Regions from separate parts of the Homo sapiens genome. Here region 2 is linked to region 1. Evidence: read pairs that join two places in POLR2A ChIA-PET (ENCODE). Cell type or tissue: GM12878. All regions are shown on one strand. Each heading gives the region's core, and the rest is flanking DNA. Links, peaks and the distances in the headings are about the cores only. Region 1 overlaps STK24 (serine/threonine kinase 24). Region 2 holds the start of FARP1-AS1 (FARP1 antisense RNA 1).

Evidence for each region. Peaks named below come from ENCODE experiments on the same cell type or tissue, not always from the same donor. Only the 100,000 strongest peaks of a DNase experiment are listed, where the experiment ranks them.
Region 2: POLR2A ChIA-PET joins it to region 1 with 14 read pairs; 3 of 35 experiments call an interaction of 5 or more read pairs at or near these places.

The regions. Positions count from the first base shown.
Region 1 is chr13:98,544,265-98,552,590 of GRCh38, reverse strand. All of the region lies in intron 1 of STK24 (serine/threonine kinase 24), which reads left to right. Among named protein-coding and RNA genes, the nearest start is that of STK24, 29 kb to the left of the region's middle. In GM12878, for the core only: no CTCF peak of the experiment used is centred there; no DNase peak of the experiment used is centred there; H3K27ac peaks cover 497 bases.
Region 2 is chr13:98,433,094-98,441,419 of GRCh38, reverse strand. FARP1 (FERM, ARH/RhoGEF and pleckstrin domain protein 1) reads right to left here. Exons shown (of 27, transcript NM_005766.4): 19 at 5,714-5,844; 20 at 2,548-2,616; 21 at 2,224-2,313; 22 at 1,377-1,459; 23 at 1,185-1,297; 24 at 584-750. FARP1-AS1 (FARP1 antisense RNA 1) reads left to right here and starts at 5,580. Exons shown (of 2, transcript NR_046595.1): 1 at 5,580-5,648; 2 at 5,762-6,015. In GM12878, for the core only: no CTCF peak of the experiment used is centred there; no DNase peak of the experiment used is centred there.

The DNA of each region.
Region 1 (8,326 bases), core at 215-8,214:
TTTTTGGTGCTCTGCTCCCCAATTCACTTCGAGGCCAGGTTTAAAAGCTGAGTGCATGTCCTTCTCTAAGGAGGACCTCCTGCTTTGTTTTCTCTGCCTCAAATTTCCCTTAGTCTTTTCCCAGCTGGGTTGAGTGGAAGAAGACCTCCGCCGGCTTAGCTGCAGATGGTTTGCCTCTCTGCTGTCCCGTAGCCACTTGTGTCCCCAGCTGGCCTGTCCCCACCTTGCTGACCACACCTTCTCCCATGTTTCTGATCAATTTGGTACCCAGCGTCCAGGGTCTGCGTCCCTTCCCATCATCCTTGTTCCTGTGGGTGGTCGTTGTAGGGAGGGGAAAATACCCCATAGTGCCTCTCCCTACTGATGTAAAGATTCCTTTTAATAAAAATCAAGCTATTATAAAGTTTAATTTATTCAAAATATAGAATCAATACATGACTAATTGTTTAAAAATTAGACAATACAGAAGCATGATTTTATTCCCCAGGGGTAACTAATGTGGAGAGGAAGGATTCTGTGGTTCCCTTAACTGCAAAGGATTGTTCACTATCGTACATTTAGAGCTGAAGAGAAGGCTTGCGAAGGCCATTTGACTTTTTTTTCCTTCCTTATCGCAGCAGGTCCATCAGCAATGTCACGAACCTCTAACCAAGACCCCTCAAGCAATCCAATTTCTGCAGCACTTAAGTGCTTTTCATACTCCTGATGAGACATGATGCTCATTTCTCAACAAAGATTTATTGAATGTCTGCTATGTTTAATGCACCATGGTGGAGCCTGGGGAAGATGCCTACGCCATACCTGCTGTCCTTAATGAACTCACAGGCCAGCTTCGGGCAGACATTCCAGCAAGCATTGGAGTCCAGGCTAATAGTAACCAGAGAGAGGTACAAACTGGGTGAAAGAAAGGAACCCTTCCTGGAGGAGTCAGCATTTGAGCAGTTCCTGAAGGTGCTGGTGGGTAGAGGGCATTCCAGGCAGGTGGGTCTCTTCACAGAGTGGACTGCAGTTTGGGTTGCCTGACAAAGATGAGAAGGGTTAGGTTTTTCCTTCCTCCCTCCTGCATGAAATAATGGGAAAGAAGCCGTGATAGAAAGATTTAGTTTGGAGTAGGATAAAGGTGCTAAGAAAAAAAAAAAAAGAGAAAGTATGACGGGGGTTCCAAGTCTCCTTAATGGATTAGATAACTCAGAATAGCCTTGAAGAAGGCTTGGTGGCCTCGTAGCTTATTTCTGATTTTGCTTGAGGGACAGAAAACAAGGAGAAATGGGAAACGTAGATAAGTCTTGATTTTTTTTTTTTTTTGAGACAGAGTCTCACTCTGTCGCCCAGGCTAGAGTGCAGTGGCAAGATCTCGGCTCACTGCAAGCTCCGCCTCCCGGGTTCACGCCATTCTCCTGCCTCAGCCTCCCGAGTAGCTGGGACTACAGGCGCCCGCCACCATGCCCGGCTAATTTTTTGTATTTTTAGTAAAGACGGGGTTTCACCATGTTAGCCAGGATGGTCTCGATCTCCTGACCTTGTGATCCACCCACCTCGGCCTCCCAAAGTGCTGGGATTACAGGCGTGAGCCACCACGCCCGGCCAAGTGTTGATTTTTATAGGCTGGTCACAATATATATGCATGTATTTTTTTTTTTAAGTTGAACTTAATCTTCAACTTAATTCAGAAGTTGATTAAGGAACTTAATTCAGAAATTGATTCAGAAGGTTTTCTTTTTGCTTTTATTGTTAAAGCATTGAATTGAAAACACTGGAAGCAGTAAGCTGTATAAATGATTTCATTTTATTTTGCATACTTAGAATTGGGCATCTGGAACTAAACAAGAGAGTTTATGCAAAATTACATGCAAATGAGTATTTTTTTACCTTTGAGCCCAGAGCTTTAGGCTTCTACCCTGCTGGGAAAAGGATGCTGTGTCCCTGAGCTTTCATGGGACCACCAGTATAAGTATTAGAAAGGACAACTGGACTTGAGTGATAAATACTGATGGTTTGTCTTTAGAGAGAGAAGACAAAACTACAAGAAAGAGGCCATTCCTTTTTGTTGTTGTTGTTTTTGGAGAGAGGGTCTCGCTTCCTCACCCAGGCTGGAGTGCAGTGGTGTGATCATGGCTCACTGTAGCCTCTACCTCCCAGGCGCAGGCGATCCTCCTGCCTCACCTTCGAAGTAGCAGGGACTACAGGTGTGCACCACCATGCCCAACTATTTTTTGTAGGGACAGGTTCCCCCTATGTTGCTCAGGCTGGTCTCAAACTCCTGGGCTCACGCGATCTTCCCCCCTTGACCTCCCAAAGTGCTGGGATTATGGGCATGAGCCACTGTGCTTGGCCTGTTCCTATGTAAAATGAAAAAGAAGAAACAAGAAAGCTTTTACTGCTTCTAGAGAATTCCCTCAGTTGTAAATGACTAACAGTGTTAATGACGTTTCATGAACTAGGATGAAAATCTTTGTGGAGTATTGAATTGAGTCATCAAAGGGAAGCCTGCAGTGTTACAACCCTAGCCACTATAAATAAAGTGTATTAATGAGCTAGTAGTATGCTGCAGACGACCCACCTGTGGAAGTGAGATTCTTGTGGAAAAGTCAAGATCATTGAAGAGATGTGAGACCACCTAACTGTGAGGTTACACCAGGCATAGTCAGGAGGCAAGGAAATAGGTAGCTACTGTGGTCTGAATGCTTATGGCTCTCCACAGTCATGTTGTGAATCTTAGTGCAATTGTGTTTCGAGGTGGGGCCTTTAGGAGGTGATTAGGTGATTAGCTGATGAGGGTTCTGCCTTCATGAATGGAATTAGTGCCTGTCTCAGGCTGTTCTTCTGTTGCTATAAAGCAATTTATAAAGGAAAGAGGTTTAGTTGGCTTATGGTTCTGCAGGCTGTACAGGAAGCATGGTACAGGCTTCTCTTTGGCTGCTGGGGAGGCCTCAGGGAGCTTTGACTCATGGCCGAAGGTGAAGTGGGAACAGGCAGTCACATGGCGAGAGTGGGAGCAGTGGAGAGAGATGGAAGGTGCCACACACTTTTAAACAACCAGATCTTGCTGGAACTCACTATTATGAGGACAGCACCAAGCCGCGAGGGATCCACCCCCATGATCCAAACACCTCCCAGCAGGCCCCACCTCCAACACTGGGGATTGCATTTCATCATGCAGTTTGAAGGGGACCTCCAACCATATCAGTGCCCTCACAAAAGAGGTCCGAGGGAGCTTCTTTGTCCCTTCTGCTATGTGAGGACAGAGCTAGGAGGTGCCATCCATGAGGAATGGCACTCAGTACACACCGAATCTGCCAGTGCCTTGACCTTGGACTTCCCAACCTCCAGAACTGTAAGCAATGAATCGATGTTGTTTATAAAAGTTGCACAGTCTGAGCTGACTAAGACAGAAGTATTTAGGCTAATGGAGGAAGTTGCACAAGCATTGTTGGTGGTTAGCTGCATATGTTTCAGATGGTCAGAAGAAAAAAATTCTCTTCACTGAAATTGTGTTTCACAGCATGTGTTATCTACATGGTCTCAGGATAGTGTCTCCATTGGGGCTTGTATTAGCAACAGCCTAATTGCAGGAGGCCTCATGACCATTGTCCTACCCCGGGGCACTGATCGGGGTCTTCTCTATTTGTTATTACTAAAGGGCATACCTTGGGAGAGCCACATGTGTATTGAAGGTCATATGGTAGATCTAGTCATTTACTCTATTTTTTTTTTTTTTTTTTTTTTTTTGAGACAGAGTCTCACTCTGTCGCCTGGGCTGGAGTGCAGTGGTATGATCTTGGGTCACTGCAACCTCCACCTCTCAAGTTCAAGTGATTCTCCTGCCTCAGCCTCCCGAGTAGCTGGGATTACAGGTGCCTGCCACCATGCCTGGCTAATTTTTGTAATTTTAGTAGAGACAAAGTTTCGCCATGTTGGCCAGGGTGGTCTCGAACTCCTGACCTCAGGTAATCCACCCACCTCAGCCTCCCACAGTGCTGGGATTACAGGTGTGAGCCACCGTGCCCAGCCATTTGTTCTATTTTCATGTAGAAAGATGTGACACGAGGGAGAATAATAGTGAAGTGTACGCATCATCAGCTGTGTGATTTGAGGGTAAACCCTTGAGATGAGACAGTTTCTTGTCACTTGATGATTTATTTTCCTATCTCAGCCTTTAGTTGGAATTTACTGGGTGTGCCTGTCACTTGTGATTCAGCTGCTTCTTTATGTAGCATTGGCAGTTGTGGCTTAGAAAGGACAACACAGCTGAGGCTGCAGGTCACACCATAATGGGAACAGGGGAGCACTTACTATGTCCAGTTTTAAAAAAAACTTTGTTTTTGCCCCAGGAAAATAAAAAATTGTCTTATTTTAGCCCCAGGAGAATAAGAAAACATCTTATTTTTAGCCCCAGGAACTATAATATGTATGCATTTTTCTGTATTTTTTACAGGTGAGTAAACTAAGGCCTAGAGAGGCAAATAACTTGTAAGAGGTGGAGGTGGATTTGAAGCCACATGCACCTGGCCGTAGACTCCACGTTCTTCTCTTCATGTGGTGTCAGCTCCTCCAGTAGATTTGCTGCTGGAGCGGGAAGTTAGAGTCTCTCTGAGTTCTTAAGGGAGAGAGGGGAGGGCTTGGTGGCCCAGCTGCATAAATAGCCTCATCTACCATGAGGGTTTAGCAGTAGTTTGCTCTGTGTGGATAAGAACTACAGTGTGGGATCAGTTTACTGGAGATGAGAAGGTGAATGAGGCTGTGATATTGAAGTATAGGAAAGGTGCTTGCACATCATGTATTTTCTCAGTTTGCTCCTTTGGTCACAAAGAGTTGGTAATAAGGCGAAGTTTACTAAATTGATGGCTGAATACAACTGGGAGCCTTGCAGAGAAAACCATTTCACAGCTATTGATTTTACTCTTAATCTTGCCTCCCCAGCCCATGGCGTGTCATTACAGGAATCCTGGACAAGAGGTGTCTCAGTACAAATACTGGAAAACCAGCTGACTGCAAACAACCTATTGACTTTTTATCATAGTTGGTCATTAATTTTGTTTTAAAGAAATAGGGTCTCATTCTGTCGCTTAGGCTGGAGTGCAGCGATGTGGTAATGGCTAACTATAGCCTCGAACTGGTGGGCTCAAGCAGTCCTCACGCCACAGCCTCCCGAGTAGCTGGGACTATAGGCGTGTGCCACCGTGCCCGGCTCATTGTTTAAATTTTTGGTGGAGATGGGGTCTCATTATGTTTCCCAGACTGGTCTCTAACTCCTGGCCTCAAACGATTCTCCCACCTTGGCCTCCCAAAGTGCTTAGGTTGACAGGTGTGAGCCACTGGGCCTGGCCACAATTTTAATATAAATTTTAACATAAAAGTTACCCCTTAAAACAATTAGATAGCTGGGCGCGGTGGCTCACGCCTGTAATCCCAGCACTTTGGGAGGCCGAGGCGGGTGGATCACGAGGTCAGGAGATCGAGACCATCCTGGCTAACATGGTGAAACCCTGTCTCTACTAAAAATACAAAAAAATTAGCTGAGTGTGGTGGCACATGCCTGTAATCCCAGCTACTCGGGAGGCTGAGGCAGGAGAATTGCTTGAACCTGGGAAGCGGAGGTTGCGGTGAGCCGAGATGGTGCCATTGCACTCCATCCTGGGCAACAAGAGTGAAACTCCATCTCAAAAACAAACAAACAAACAAAAAAAAACAACAATTAGATATGGAAGGAAGGGGGAACACAGATGTTCAGGGCCTCAGAGATTCAGGTGTGAGTAACTGGAGTCCACATGACAAACACAAGGAGTTCATGTGTTCTGGCCTTTTTTTAGTTGAGAAAGTCAATTTTCTTGGCTCTTCCTGAGCCTGTTGCTTGGTTCTTGACATCTCATTGGAAACTGAAAATGGGAATTTGACTTTCCGTGATAGGGGCTGCCCCACCTGCGTTTGTAGGGTTGAAGCTCAGGCCTGTTGTGGGCGATGTTTGGAGGATAAGCTGGCCTGCTTATCTCTGGGTTGGTTGACTGCGAGACCAGGTGGAAGGACACGCAGCCCATCTGGTGGTGAGTGAGGCCACTTGTGGCCAGGGGACTGAAGGAAGTCCCTGTTCACCATATTCTTGGCAAAATCTGGTCTCCTTCTGGCATAGATTCAGCTTTTGACAGGTCTGGGGATTTCATTTTTTTTTTAAAGCAAAATTATAAAAAAGGCTTTTAAAGTGATTTACTCGTGTGTGTTTTTGTAAGAGTTGGTAGATAGAAGGCTTTTGAAAGTAAGGGCTTTCTCAGATGGACCAGGCCATTTGAGATCTGCCTGAACTGCTCACCAGATCATCTGGGATAGCACTGCCTTTGGGATAAGGTGCCATGCTGTGTGCTAGTGGCCCTTTCACAGCTGTCTCTTGTGAACAGGGGTTGGGGGACAGTGGGGGTGGCACTAGGCATCAGGTGGACCCCAGCACCCTGCCCAGCCTTTGCCGCAGCGGTCATCTGTGCATTGTCTTTTAAACTGAACAATTTCATGTATCAGAAGTTAATCCTGTACTCTTAGCCTTCATCAGTGAAACCCAGAATGACAAGGACTTTAAGACTGGTGTTGAATTATATTCAGATCTTAAGCAATTCCTGTGATCTCCCAATTTCTTTAAACTTTCATGTTTTTTTTAGCTTCAGAAGAAGAGTTTTAAGGTAACATTTTTTTCTTGAATGATTTCTCTTTTTTTGTATTTTCATTTTGTCGGTTTTCCCTATGGAAAGAATTGTTTAAAAGTCATGCAGTAATTACAGTGTTTGGTGTAATATAATTCAGGATGTTTCATCTAATATAGAAAGACATTTGCCGCTTTTAGCTTCTTTATTATTATCCATATTGATTTAGGGTAATGGATTTGAGTTGTCTAATCACTGACTGAGCAGCCAGGAATAAACTTAAAATCTTCTTCCTGAAGCCAAGTCTGGCACTTTTTTTTTTTTTTTTTTTGAGATGGAGTTTTGCTCTGTCACCCAGGCTGGAGTGCAGTGGCGTAATCTCGGCTCACTGCAAGCTCTGCCTCCCGGGTTCACGCCATTCTCCTGCCTCAGCCTCCCGAGTAGCTGGAACTACAGGCGCCCGCCACCAAGCCTGGCTAATTTTTTGTATTTTTAGTGGAGACGGGGTTTCACCGTGATCTGGATCTCCTGACCTCGTGATCCACCCGCCTCGGCCTCCCAAAGTGCCGGGATTACAGGCATGAGCCACTGCGCCCGGCCTAGTCTGGCACTTTTTGATCTGCACGTGTGTACGTTAAAAATTGAGATGTTGCCCTGCTTTTCCCGAAATATGCCTGTGTGAAATAGGCTCATTGCTAACAACTGGGACAGTGCAGAAAAACAGAGAGAACATACTGTTAACATCTCAGTGTACCTCATTCCACATGTTTTCTTTGAATGTGTGCAGGAGTACGCCTGTCCCTCAACCAAAAGGGCACCAATTCCTGTCATTAATTTTACATTGATGTCTACCTAGGTAGTTTGCAGCTTTAAAAACATTTTTGGAAAACTTTGGACATATGAATCTTTTCACTTGTCTATTTCCCTAGGATAAACTAACTGGAAGTGGGGTTTTTGCCTTTTGCTTATTTTCATTTTCAGGTATGGAACATCTTTTCTGATCACTTTTCCATCTTTTTAGCGCTTCCATTCTTCAGATGATATGCTTTTTTGTCATTGTTTTCTACTTTTTGCTGCTTTTAATGTGATGTTTATTTTGATAATGATTTTTATTACCTTCATCTCTAGCTGTGTTAATGCTTTTTGGAGACTTAAAAGGTGCTCCGAATTGTCTGTAATTTCTTTGAGAGTTGAGAGTATTTTTCTGAAATGTTTCCCCTCTCCCTTGGGAATTCGGAAATATTTTCCTTTTGCTTGTTTTCTTTTTCACCACTGTCTTTCCTTGTAGAGGCGTCTCCGCATGCCTCGGTGTGGATTCTTTGGCTTAGGAGGGGACCTGCCATGTACCCTGGCCTCAGGTCGGCTTGGAGGGTGGGGAGCATTGCCTCCTGGGGCGGGCGGCTCTGTCCTCTCCTCTCCGGCCTGCCCTGCCTTCTGCCGGCTGGCTGTGCCTCTGCCTGCTCTACCCGGCGGGATGAGATACTCCAGGGGGGCTGCGCCACTCCCAGTAGGGCCCTTGCTTCCCAGATGCAGGGTCAGGGCCCAGTTGCCTGGGGCCCACAGTGCAAAGCTGGCCTCTCTTCCAGGAAACCTTCCTGGTTAGGGAAGTGGAGATGCCCTCGTGGGCCAGGCCTGCTGGGGACTTCTGTGTCTGCAGTTGGGCCACGGGAACGTACCTGCCACCTCAGTTTCAGAGCCTC
Region 2 (8,326 bases), core at 202-8,201, 110 kb after region 1:
CGGTTTTCGCCGGACCTCTGGGTCTTCATTCTGAAGGCTCCCATGTCATGTAAAATGACGATGAAATAAACTGGTCATGCTTTTCCCTTGTTAGCCTGTCTTTTGTCACAGGAGTGTCTGCCGTGACCCTCATGATGGGGAGGAGCTGGCACCTGCTTGCCATCGTGCAGACTCTCCTCCCTCCCATGCACCAGATTCCCGTGGGGCGGTTCAGGACATGACAGCCATGGAACTGTCCAGCAGCTGTGCCCTGGGCCCTGTGTTCTGGGCTAACTGCATGAGAGGCAAGAAAACAGGCGAAGAAAGAGAGAAAACGACCTTGTGGATGGCAATAGGACTGATGAGCACCAAGGGATATGACTGCATTTGTGGGAGGTCGGCGCCCACTCAGCATCACCCCTGCAGGGATACCTCCGGCAGGCTCCAAAGGGGGCCCAGTGTTGATCCTTCCCTGCTCAGCCACCGCGGGTAGGTGGGGCCACCCACAGTCCCAGCCTCCCTCAAGCCCCTGGCCCAGAAGTTTGCCTGGGTTCTGCCTGGGCCAGCACAAGCTGGGAACCAGAGCTGCCCTGCCCCTGCGTACCTCCACTGCGATGCTGAAGTCCACCATGGAGACGCTGGTGTTGCGGTGCCAGCACACGTGCACCATTGTGTTGCCGCGGTGCGGGGCCTGGCGCTCCAGCGATGTGCGCGAGGCGCTCAGGTCATCCTCTGACTCCTGGTCAGCCGCGGTGGCTTCATCAGGGGACTCTACAGGATGGGGCAAAAGGCAGCACTTCTGATCTTTCCTCCCAGCGCCCCTTCCTGATACACTCTGAGGTGCTGGAAGGTTGGGGGGCTCACAGCAGTCACAACCTGTGGTGCCCAACCAGAATCTAATGAGGCCTCGATGGACCCTGCAGCTCCAGTCACAGAGCCCCAGCCCCTCCCGGGTGTGTAAACAGCCTGATGTTCTCTCCCTGGACAAGGGTAAATGCCGGCCCAGAAAAGGTGACTTCCCAGCTCCCTCATGCCGATTTCAGGGGTTTTACTTTTAGGAAAAAGAACTGTCTTGATCTTTGGCTTTAAACACAAATGTACACCACGGATGTGAGGCCTACCCGATGGGGTGGCTTTAGATGCAGAAATGCTGTCCCTCCATGAACCAGACCCCTGCATGGGAAAGCTGCCCTGGCCACACTCACTGTTGTCAGGGGGGCTGCTGGCCAGGAACTCAGGGGCGGGGCTGCTGCTCTTCTCCGCCAGGTCAATGGCCATCTGGATGTCCTCAACCCACTTCTCCATCTCGGACCGAGAACTGGAGACAGAGACGCGTCAGGTGTTCAGGCCACAGCACATCAAAGGGGAAACAGGCAAGGGGCGGGCTCCCGAGTTACCTGGCGGCCACGATGATGGACTGCCGCTGGCCCCGGAGGGTCAGGCAGTGGGGCACCCCCCACTCGTCTTCGCTCTCCTCAATCTGTGGGCAAGAGAAGATAACGTCACCATGAGGCACGTGATGCACTTCCAAACATCCCTGAGCTGGCAGCCAGGCAACTTGGAAAAGGAGGGGTGCCCCTGAGCAGGGCTCAGGAGACCCAGAGCCCCACAGAGGGAGAAGGCACTCTGAGTTGGAAAAACCCAAATCGGAAAGGCGACAGGAAGATCGCGGCACACTGAATGTTTTTGGCAGAGCCCACAAACTTCCCTCTCTCCAATCCCGGAGGACAGCGTGGGCACCAGCCAAAGGGCCACATCCCAGGCCCAGGCGCCCTCTACACCTGCCTGCCAAGGGGGACAGGAGGCAGCCCCAAACCAACTCGGGGGAGGACGAGGTGGCTGGCCCAGCTCCAGGGAGCGGGCGCTGTCATCCTTGTGTGTGGCGAGGACTGTCGGGGCCCCTGGGGCCAGGCACAGGCTGTGGGAGGCGAGTTCATGCCACGCGGCCTTGTCAGCTTACCCTTTCACTCGATTCTATAAGGAATGGACCTGCACATCCCATGTGCAGGAGAAGGAGCCGTGTCCCCAGAGCCCCACTAGAGAAGCCCTAGAAGGCTCGAGCTTTTAGGTGAAAGGGTTGTATGGTCTTCGATGGTCTTTGAGCCCATGTCTTGTAACCAAGATGCCACTAGCCACCCTCTCCCTCCCTATCCAGTCTCCTTCCCTCCTCATCGCCGGGTCAGCAGCGCCCGCACCTGCTGCCCCCGAGGACAGGCCCTGGCCACGAGCCTGTGCTGTACTCACCGTCATGCCATAGAGCGGGAGCTGCCCGTGGACTTTAAACTGATTGGAGGCCGTCAGCCCCCGGCTCGTGTATAGCAGGACGTCGTTGAACTGGAGGAATCAGAAGTGTGTGGAGGTGAGACCACGTTTGGACAGCAGGCTTCCCTCCAGCATTCCCTGTCCTCAACTGTGCCTTCACTGTCCTCAACAACTTGGGCCTGGGCACCTCTGGCTGCTCTTCCTCTACCCCAGGTCCCTCACTTGGGTGGCCGAGGTCCGGCCTTGGGAGCCTTGCTTGCCCAGGTGACACAATCCTTGTGAGGACAAGCCGCTCTCTCCACTCACCAGGAAGAACATGCGCTGCTGGAGCCCCTTCCCCGAGAGCTTGCTGAGGCTGCCCAGACGGATGAACTCCTGCAGGGGAGACAGACCGGAGGGCTGGCTGCGAGCGTGCGGACCCCAAGGGCTGACGGCCAGTGTGCAGACCCCGAGGGCTAAATTTGTAGCCCCTGAGGGCTGACTGCGAGCGTGCAGACCCCAAGAACGGACTGCGAGCGTGCAAACCTACTGGCTTCCTCCCACCTGGGTCCCTTGCATGGTGGAAGTTACAGCACTCAGCTGCGATTCACTGCACCATTGCTCTGCCCCAGGTGCTGTGCTAAACCCTCTCTAGGGATCATCTGTCTCCTCCCCAGGAAGGTACAGGGCAGGTACCACCAGCAGCTCCCCCAACAAAGGATACGGACGGTCGGGTTCAAGAGTGCCCGGGCCTCTCTGAGGACCATGTGTGTAACCCCAGGATCCCCAGGGCTCCCCACGGTGAGGGAGATCAGAAGGACCCCAAGCAGTTCTCAAAGAAGAAAGAGGCTATAAAAAGTGGCAGCAAGGGACCCTTGAGGACCGAGAGGCCACATGGGAGCACTGTGGCTGGAGGAAGCTTCTCCATGATTGAAAACCCTGCTTCTCAATGAGCAGTAACTGCGTTGAGGATAAAGGAGTGAGAGGCAGATGTGTCCAAGGCACCTCTGCCTCCCGAGTGACATCCTCCCCGGGGCTGTACACTCTTGAGGGCATGGATCGCAGGGGCACAAGCACTTAAAAACAAAAAAATGATCATTTTTAAATTGTGGTAGAATCCACAAACACTTGAGCATGTGTGGCCTTGGTGGACTCACAAGGTAGCCCCACCATCGCCACCATCTACTTCCAGAACGTGCTCCCTCAGGCGCCTCCGATCCCACCTTCCCATTCTGCTCAGGGTTGATTTGAAACAATGAGTGGATGTGTGGCGGCCTGATGAGTGCCAAGAATCAGGGGATCATCTGAGCTTAGGAAGGAGTACCCCAATTCCATCTTCACCTTTACTAATAACAATGGCCTCCTCTCTGGAGCACATGGGATGCGCCTGGCTTGTCCTAAGTGTGGAGTCCTAATAAGGGAAAAGGAGCCAGGCTGGTGGGACCGAGAGAAAGCAAAAAGACAAAGCGGAGAAGCTATACAGGTCTGCCTTTCTTCACGGTCCAGGACACAGCCCTCCTGCACAGATAACTCACCATCTTCCTGCGCCCAGCTATCACCAGAGCCTTGGCTGATAGAAAAACGCAAGTGAGTTCGCTGCAACCGCGGCGTTATCACCCTGCACGAAGCCCTCCTGGGCACACAGCACAGACACCACCCGGTAAAAATCCCCAGCAAGCCTTTGTCTCCTTGCAGTCAGCTCCTCCCTTGCTGTTGCTTTCTTGCTGTTGCTTTCTGGCAATGTATTTTCCTACTTCTCGAATAAGCCTGCCTTTCTTTATCTATAACTGTCTTCGTAAATAATTCTTACCGCCTGCACCACCAGCCTCAGATAATCACTGATCACCTGCGACACGGAGCGATTACAGGAGCTCCAGACGTGAGCCTGCACCTTCAGTATCATTATTCCCATTTTTCAGATAAGGAGACTGAGGGGCAAATGATTAAGAAACTTGCCCATCATCACCTGATCGGCCAGTGTGTGATAGAGCAAAATGCTTCCCGTTGTGCTCTGCAATGTAGTTAATGCCACTATTCTATGGCTACCTTTCATCTCTTCAATTAAATGTAGGTGGGGGAAAACGAAGATAATTAATATGTATTATGTCATTTTCACAGAGCAAATCTCATTTGATCTTAATGACCTATGAGGGAGAGGCCATGGTCTCCATGTGCATGGTCCCCCGCCACCCCGGCACTGGTAGAGCGAGACTTTGAACCCAGGGCCACCTCCTCCAATCCAAGGTTCTTTCCATTGCAGTGGAAAACATTTCCTCAAAAAAAGGAATTCTTTATCAGTGGTCTGTTCACCATGTAGCATGAGATGCTAAATATTTTATAACTTTCAAAGCTGAGAGAAAATTACATCGATTCCACAGGGCTTTTCTGAGGGTTCCGTGTGGATGGGTAAATAAGGTCATTAAGTGCCGAGGCCTGGCAGGATCTTGTCACCAGCAGAGCTGAGGCCATCCCAGCTCTAATTTCTGCCAGCGCTTACCGCATGGCTCTTCTGACAATCTCTCACAACGTGGCTTCTGGTCAGTTCTGTAATTAGGCTTCCTGACAGAAATGCTCCAAAACAAGGAGAGCTTCCTTCCCCTGCCCTGAGTTACAGATGTCAAGTTTCCAGGGCAGCTGCTTGTTGGAAAAAGACTAAAAGCCCCTGAGATACTGGATCCTGCAGCAGCAGATCAAAGCAGCTACAGTGAGTTGTCTCTCGACCTGGGTGACGTAGCATTTGAAATGGGGGCGCCACAGGGTAAAGATCCCAGAGAGAGATTTGATGAGACGCAGCAACTGAATGATACGTTTGATTCCTGGGTGATGATGGCTTTCTAGGAAGGGAAGTGGAGAAGGCAGGCTTTGTTCCTGTCCTCCACATTGTCACTGGCCTGGAAGGAGTGTGTGCGGGAAGCCCTGTTGAGTAGGAATCACCTGCATCTCAGGCAGGGGGCTGGGGAGGGGTAGGCGACAGTGTCAGTGAACTTGCATCTCTCCTGGAATTGCTTTCCAGCTAAGATTTGGTATTTTAATTTTGAACTCAAATTAAATTATATATGGAAGATTGAATTTTAAAAAAACACTTCATACCTGCATGGGAATTTCTAGCATAATTTAATGCACTACCTTTCTGGCTTTATTACTATTTACCTAATTTTTTTTTTAATTTTCCATTTTCATTTATGTACATTTAAAAAAAATAAAATAAGCAATCTCAAATCTTCTGTGGGATATGGTAGGGGAAAAGGTAAAGAAGCGAATCACCCCGTAAGGAGAAAAAGCAGAATATGAGGTCAGAGGATTGCTTTATCTCCTCCGAACACAATGATTCTGAACTAACGACACTGTTGTGTTTTTCCAGTTGTCTCCCAGGTGGATGGAAAGAGGACATTTTGCTTTGCAAGGGTCTCTCTTCAAAAGGTTCAAATGTAAGTCCCTCCGATGCCTCCTTTCTGCTCCCCGCGCAGTGCATAGTGAGGCCACTGCTGCTTACCCTTCCCGGAACCACAAGATTGTCAATGCCAATCAAATCTTTCTTGAGTTCGTGCAGCTTCTGGAAATTCTCCATCTTGATCATCGTACCGTGGAGCTGTGCCACCATCTCCGTGATCTCTGCCAAAGCGGCTGTGAAGGAAAGACATACACAGTCTGCAGCGGGAAAGGCAGGCAGGGGTCTTCCCCTAGCAGCTGTCAGCTCAACGCTGCAGGGAAATCACTCCAGTCCCTGCACAGTATTCAAAGGTGTCTTTTGAGCAAAAACAGTGCTATTTCTCTATAATAAAAATTGATGGTGTATTTTCTGTATTTATTTGCTTCACTTTAGCATCTTAAAACTAAGTGACCCCTGCATGGTGACGTGGCATACAGCTGTCCTTCAATTAGACGGACCTGTTGGCTTAGAGGGGAAAGACACGGGGGAAGAAGACTGCCTTGAATTTTGTCCCTGGGTAGAGACTTTTCTTTTCCCTCCTGTTACTCGGAAAGAACAAGGCACAGTGAGCACAAAGAGGCCATAGAAAAATCTGGAGCAAAGTCAGCACCTCCTTGGGAGGAGGTGTAATTGATATTGTGAAGTGTCAGTATATTCCAGGTAACTAACATTCCACCACACCCCAGTTCTGTCTTGTGTGGAAATTACACTGTTTACCAAGATGGTTGTGAAGAATTGCTGTAGAATTCAAATTTTTTCTTTTCTTTTATTTGTTTGAGACAGAGTTTTGCTCTTGTTGCCCAGGCTGGAGTACAATGGCATAATCTCAGCTCACTGCAACCTCTGCCCCCAGGTTCAAGTGATTGTCCTGCCTCAGCCTCCCGAGTAGCTGGGATTACAGGTGCGTGCCACCACGCCCGGCTAATTTTGTATTTTCAGTAGAGACAAGGTTTCACCATGTTGGTTAGGCTGGTCTCGAACTCCTGACCTCAGGCGATCCACACGCCTTGGCCGCCCAAAGTGCTGGGATTACAGGCATGAGCCACCACATCAGGCCTTTATTTTTCGATAGAGGCACGGCTCCCCTATACTGGTGGGCATCCAATATTTAAAAGAAGCTAGTGCCTGATTAATACAAGCTTGGGTGGCACGCAAGTCCCCAGTGGCTGACAAGTTTGGGTGGCACTCAAGTCCCCAGCGGCTGAGCACTTGGGTAGTTTGGTCAAGAAAAGCAAGAAATACTTGTTGACTGAACTTCAGTCTTCAGAACTCTAAATACCTCTTTCACTGCTTTCCCCCAGCATTTCAGTGTTGGAAGGGAAGCATTTAGTTTTCTTGTTTTTTCCCCCAAGGATGCGAGTTAAATTCTCCCAGGCTTATCAGAGAATGCGGTCTCAGCCATAGTGACAAATCCCAGGCCTTGCTCGATTTTCAGACATGACCACCCAGTTTGGTCCAATAAACATTTACTTGGCATCCAGTGCTCAGTGGCAGGGCTGGGGGGTAGTGGGGAGCTCTGAGAGGAAAATGATGGAATGATGGCACCCCGGCCCCCGGTGCTCAGGGGCAGGGGCGTGCTGGGAACAGCCCTTGGCATTCAGTGTCCCTCTAGCTCTGGAAACCTAGGCTCCTACAGTGCTGCCACTTCATGCTTTAAGCTAGCTAGCACTCTCTTCCTCAATCATCAAGGATAGCCTATCTCCATTGGGTACTGTTTAGAGAAATAGCAGAGTGGAACTGGATGAGTCCGCCAAGAACAGCGCCTTCAAAACCACACACCGCTCTCACCCCCATGGGCGACAGATCTGAGGAGTCCTCAGAGCCAGGAGGGGCCCTGGGTCCTTTCCTCCGGGCTCGGCCAACACACAGGCAATGCCAGTGTGACAGGACAAGGCGGACAGGAGGTCAGCTCAACATCAGGTGCCAGGCACAAGCTGAGGCTTAAAGGACGAGAGAGAGCTGGCCAGGAAAGGCCAAGGAGGTGGTGGCCAGGACTCTAAGCAGAAGGAACGGAATGCACCAAGGTGTGGAGGCAAGAGGCAGCATGGTTTTGTTTTTAGAGACTGGGTCTAGGTCTGTCGCCTGGGCTGTGGTGCAATCATAGCTCACTGCAGCCTCCAACTCCTGGGCTCATGCGATCCTCCCACCTCAGCCTCCTGAGTAGCCGGCACTATAGGTGCATGCTCGTAATTTTTAAATTTTTTGTAGAGACAAGGTCTCACTGTGTTGCCCAGGCTGCTCTTGAACTCCCAGCCTCCAGTGATCCTCCCATCTTGGCCTCCCAAAGTGCTGGGATTACAGGTGTGAGCCACCACCCCTGGCCAGCATGGTTTGTTTTAAAGACAGATGGTCAATGACAAACCATGTCAGGAGGCACCTGTGTTCCCCTTCTGTGAACTGTCACTGTCTCAATTACTTTGCCAAGTCTTCTACCTATTGGGTTGCCTTTTTTTAACAACTAATTTGTAGGAGTCCGCCATATATTCTAGATATTAACAACGGTTTTTCTAGAACAAGCCTGGTATCACTGTTTCCCTCCTTAAAACACTTCCTGTTCGGCCTCTGCTCTTAGGTTACGGCTTTGCGGGGTCCATGGGGCGCAGTGGGATGTAGCCGCTGCTTTCTGTCGCAGCCTCACTTTGTGGCTCTCCCTGTGCCCTGCACGCTTTTGGCAAT